Linked DNA regions of Homo sapiens: region 2 is linked to region 1. Evidence: chromatin contacts called from ENCODE POLR2A ChIA-PET data. All regions are on one chromosome and are shown on one strand. Each heading gives the region's core, a stretch centred on a gene start or an enhancer-like site at or near the end of the contact. The rest is flanking DNA. Distances are from core to core; before and after follow the strand shown. Region 1 has its middle 6.6 kb from the start of NUCB1-AS1. Region 2 has its middle 60 kb from the start of TRPM4.

Region 1 (2,700 bases), core at 99-2,598:
AAAAAAAAAAAAGAATGTACCAGGTATGGTGGCTCCACCTGTAGTCCCAGCACTTTAGAAGGCAGAGGCGGATAGATCACGAGGTCAGGAGATGGAGACCATCCCGGCTAACACGGTGAAACCCTTTCTCTACTAAAAATACTAAAAAAATTAGCTGGGCGTGGTGGCAGGCACCTGTAGTCCCAGCTACTCAGGAGGCTGAGGCAGGAGAATTGCTTGAACCCAGGAGGCAGAGGTTGCAGTGAGCCGAGATCATGCCACTGCACTCCAGCCTGGGTGACAGAGCGAGACTCTGTCTGAAAAAAAGAAGGCTGAGGCAAGAGGATCACTTGAGCTTAGGAGTTTGAGACCAGCCTGGGCAACATAGCGAGACCCCGTCTCAGAAAAAGAAAAAAAATTAGCTGGGCATGGTAGTGTGTGCCTGTAGTCTCAGCTGCTTAGGAGGCTGGTGTGGGAGGATCCCTTGAGCCCTGGAGTTTGAGGCTGCAGTGAGCCATGATCTATCACTCCACTGCACTCCAGGCTGGGTGACAGAATGAGGCCCTGTCTCTAATAGAAAAAAGAATAAATAAAAATGAATTATGATAAAAACCAAGATGTCCCAAGGCAGGATGACTTCAGGGAACCAGGTTCTCGCATCCCCTAGCTGTGCCAAGGATAGGTTTGGGGGCTGGACCCCCCCTCATGGTCCCAAGGTAGCTGCAGCTGCTCCAGATGTCACCAACAGCCAGTGAAGGAAGAGGCCGCATTCTGTTCTGGGCATTGTTAAGTGGGAGAAAATCTGTCCCCAGAGTTCCCTCTCCTTTCAGCCCTCTCCTCATGTTCCCTTATATCCCACTGGCTGTGAGGCACAGGTCAGTGACAGCTGCAGACAGATCCACCAAGCTGGCATCCACCAGTGGTGATTTCATCCTCACCTGGGATGGGGATGCTTTCCTTGGACCAAGTTGGGGTCTGGTAAAAAGCAAGCGGGGAATATTTGTTTTTGTTTTGTTTTGTTTTTGGAGACAGAGTCTTGCTCTGTCTCCCAGGCTGGAGTACGATGACGCGATCTCGGTTTACTGCAACCTCTGCCTCCTGGGTTCAAGCGATTCTCCTGCCTCAGTCTCCTGAGTAGCTGGGATTACAGGTGCCCAGCACACACCCGGCTAATTTTTCTGTATTTTTAGTAGAGATGGGGCTTTCACCATGTTGGTCAGGCTGGTCTTGAGAACTCCTGACCTCAGGTGATCCCCCCGCCTCGGCCTCCCACAGTGTTGGGATTACAGGCCTGAGCCACCACGCCCGGCCAGGAGTATTTGTTTAAATGAAATTCTGGCCAGGCACAGTGGTTCATGCCTATAAGCTCAGCACTTTGGAGGCCAGGGATGGGCAGGGTGGGGGGTTTCAGGAGAGGATGACAGGAGGATGACTCAAGCTCAGAGCTCAAGACCAGCCTGAGCAACATAGCAAGACCTCATCTCTAAAAAAAAAAAAAAAAAAAAAAAAAAAATTAGCCGGGTGTTGTGGCATGCACCTGTGGTCCCAGCTACTCAGGAGGCTTAAGGACAGAAGAATCGCTTGGCCACAGAAGGTTAAGGCTACAGTGAGCCATGACCACGCCACTGCACTCCAGCCTGGGAGACAGGGCAAGACCCTTTCTCGAGAAAAATAAATAGGCCGGGCACAGTGGCTGATGCCTATAATCCCAACGCTTCAGGAGGCCAAGGAGGAAGGATCCTTTGAGCCCAGGAGTTTGAGGCCAACCTGGGCAATATAGGGAGACCCCATCTCTATGTAAAAAAATAAATAAATAGGGCCAGGCGCAGTCACTCACAACTATAATCCCAGCACTTTGGGAGGCTGATGTGGGCGGATCACTTGAGGGCAGGAATTCAAGCCCAGCCTGGGCAACGTGAAACCCCGTCTCTACAAAAAAATACCAAAATTAGCCGGGCGTGGTGGTGTACACCTGTAATCCCAGCTACTCAGGGAGGCTGAGGCACAAGAATCACTTGAACCTGGGAGGCAGAGGTTGCAGTGAGCCAAGATCACACTACTGTACTCCAGCCTGGGTGACAGAGCAAGACTCCATCTCAAGAAAAAAAAAAAAATTAGCTGGGTGTGGTGGCACATGCCTGTAGTCCCAGCTACTTGGGAGGCTGAGGTGAAAGGATCGCTTGGGCCTGGGAAGCGGTGATTGCAACGCTGCACATCAGCCTGGGTGACCAAGCGGGACTCTGTCTCAGAACAAAACAAAACAAAAATACATATTCCCAGATCCTGGAATGTCCTGGGAAGCTATATGTGTGTCATGCCCTCCCAGCTGCACCTGAACAATGAGCATAGCAAACATCAGCTGCAGCCTCTCTTTGCCTCTCTCAGAAAATGAGGGGAGTTGAGCTTCAGTGACCCAATCTGGAAAACGGGCCTAAATGGTGTTCTTTGAAAGGTTCATATAGGCAAAGCGGTCCCCAAATGCCGAAGGAGCCAAGAAACCAAAGAATGAGGCCGACCCATCTAGTTTGTCAATACAGGGTGGTTTATTAGGGGGAAACTTAGAGTGTGGTCTTCGCCAGGCATGGTGGCTTATGCCTGGAATCCCAGCACTTTGGGAGGCCGAGGCAGGTGGCTCACTTGGGGTCAGGAGTTCGAGACCAGCCTGACTGACATGGTGAAACTTGTCTCCACTAAAAATACAAAAATTAGCCAGGTGTGGTG
Region 2 (2,700 bases), core at 163-2,662, 290 kb after region 1:
CATTTGAGGTATTTTCCAACCCATTTAGTGAGTAACCTACAAAAATGCCAACTCGGAGTGTCGTCCAAGTGCGTGAGAAGGCTCTGCATCCGGCTGATGCTGAGCTTAAGCTCAGTCTTGTGACTCAGCAGCTCACATGATACTCAGAAAAGAATGTGGCAAATCGAGATGCTGTATGACCTCCAGAAAGTGCCAATAGGAGCATTTTCCGGCATAAACTCGTAGGGTTTTGGCACAAAGCCATGCCATCTTCTGCACACAACTCATCTCTGTGAAGAAACAATTCCTTGTCTCGGTTAGAGATAGATACCTGGCCATGGAGCACCGAGCAATGATAAAACCTGAGCTGACCATCAGGAACTCGGTGTAATCCGACCCACAAATCCAGAAGATTGAGCACAGGCAATGGCAGTGCATCAGGTGGAAATAAGAAATAAAGTGTTGGCCGGGCGCCATGGCTCACTCCTGTAATCCCAGCACTTTGGGAGGCCGAGACAGGTGGATCACCTGAGGTCAGGAGTTCGAGACCAGCCTGGCCAACATGGAGAAACCCCCATGTCTACTAAAAATACAAAATTAGACAGGCATGGTGGCGCATGCCTGTAATCTCAGCTACTCCGGAGGCTGAGGCAGGAGAATTGCTTGAACCTGGGAGGCAGAGGTTGCGGTGAGCTGAGATTGCACCATTGCACTCCAGCCTGGGCAACAAGAGCGAAACTCCATCTCAAAAAAAAAAAAAAAAAAAAAAGAACTAAGGTGTTGGCATAAGCAATGACACAAGCAAATTGCTTGAGTGGACAGCACAGACCGTTCTGCCATCTATACCCACTGTTTTGTCTTCTCTCCATTTATACCCATGGCTTCATGGACAGCTCCTCATGACTTTTTTTCTTTTCTTTCTTTCTTTTTTTTTGAGATGGAGTCTTGCTCTGTTGCTCAGGCTGGAGTGCAGTGGTGCGATCCTGGCTCACCACCTCTGCCTCCCAGGTTCAAGTGATTCTCCTGCCTCAGCCTCCCGAGTAGCTGGGACTACAGGTGTGCACCATCACGCCCAGTTAATTTTTGTACTTTTAGTAGAGACGGGGTTTCCCCATGTTGACCAGGCTGGTCTCAAACTCCAGACCTCAGGTGATCTGTCCTCCTCGGCTTCCCAAAATGCTGGGATTACAGGTGTGAGCCACCGCACCAGGCAGCTCCTCGTGATTAATTGAACTGGGGAGGACACAACTTTGGGCTGGTTTTTAGATGGCTCAGCATGATATACTAGGATTCTCAGAGTCAGCCACATTGCAGCCCTCAGAGGAACCAGCACTAGCCTGGCAGTCTCCCTTCCCAGAAATCTGAGCCCCAGCTCAGCAATGCCCACTTCTGAGCTGGGCAGCAACCCTGAGCAACCAATCTCAAGAGCCCTGAGGTTCATCTGATCCTCTCTTTGGTAACATAGCAGGATTGGCTCAGCAAGCCTGCGCTGACGCCACAGATACAGAAGAACAGGCTGATACCAGCTGCTGAGCCCCAGAGGCTGCCCTTTTCTAGCCAGAACATTTTTTCTGACCAGGAAGCTGTCATCGCCACATAGCTGTTTCTCCTCTTCCCCGATTCTATAAATACAAAAACACAGTCCTTCTTTACTGGGATGCTGCTGGCCACGGTGCAGGCAGACCGTTCATGTTTAGCCGGAGTCACGGGCTGGAGGGATGCTCCCTCCTCTACCTGTGCGTCTTCCCTCAGTGAATCTATTCCTGTCTCTATCACACAGGCCTAGTGGTGTGTGTGACAGTTGGTGACCACAGAGGAAAATTCTCCATCTGTCCTGCTGCCGTGTTCTTTTTGTTTGTTTGTTTTTAGACGAAGTCTTGTTCTGTTGCCCAGGCTGGAGTGCAGTGGCGCGATCTTGGCTCACTGCAACCTCCACCTCCCCAGTTCAAGGGATTCTCCTGCCTCAGCCTCCTGAGTAGCTGGGATTACAAGTGCCCGCCACCATGCCCGGCTAATTTTTGTACATATATATGTGTGTGTGTGTGTGTGTGTGTGTATAGGTATATACATATATATATGTATATATACACATATATTCGTATATATGTGTATATACACATATATTCGTATATATGTGTATATACATATATATTTGTATATGTGTATATACATACATACATATGTATATACACACATATGTATGTATGTATGTATGTATATATATATATATGTATTTTTTTTTTCTGAGACTGAGTCTTGGTCTATCACCCAGGCTGGGGTGCAGTGGCACAATCTTGGCTCACTGCAACCTCTGCCTCCCCAGTTCAAGCCATTCTCCAGCCTCAGTCTCCCGAGTAGCTGGGACTACAGGCGCCTGCCATCACGCCTGGCTAATTTTTGTATTTTTAGTAGACACAGGGTTTCACCATGTTGGCCAGGCTGGTCTCGAACTCCTGGCCTCAAGTGATCCGCCTGCCTCAGCCTCCGAAAGTGGTGGGATTACAGATGTGAGCCTGTGAGCCACCACACCCAGCCTGGTGCTGTGTTTGCAAGCAACATGGAGTTTGGCCCACTATGGAGGTGGAAGACATTCCCTCCTAATGGTGGTGGCAGGTCACATGTAAGGCCAGTGAGTAAACTGGATGTCCATGAAGCCAGGGTGGGCAGCAGAGCTGTGGTCAGCTAGTGCAGTGTACTCTGGAGAGGCTGCTGACGGGGTGG

The links. ChIA-PET counts read pairs that join two places held with the same protein, here RNA polymerase II (POLR2A).
Region 2: POLR2A ChIA-PET joins it to region 1 with 16 read pairs in BJ. The contact joins two enhancer-like sites. POLR2A ChIA-PET finds 5 or more read pairs at or near these places in 3 of 52 experiments (BJ, HepG2 and Panc1).

Annotation. Positions count from the first base shown.
Region 1 is chr19:48,924,108-48,926,807 of GRCh38, forward strand. No RefSeq gene overlaps it. Among named protein-coding and RNA genes, the nearest start is that of NUCB1-AS1, 6.6 kb to the left of the region's middle. Within about 2 kb of position 1,349, at least 3 of the 41 ENCODE cell types and tissues checked have a DNase peak (open chromatin) inside an H3K27ac peak, as active enhancers do.
Region 2 is chr19:49,216,104-49,218,803 of GRCh38, forward strand. No RefSeq gene overlaps it. Among named protein-coding and RNA genes, the nearest start is that of TRPM4, 60 kb to the left of the region's middle. Within about 2 kb of position 1,413, at least 5 of the 41 ENCODE cell types and tissues checked have a DNase peak (open chromatin) inside an H3K27ac peak, as active enhancers do.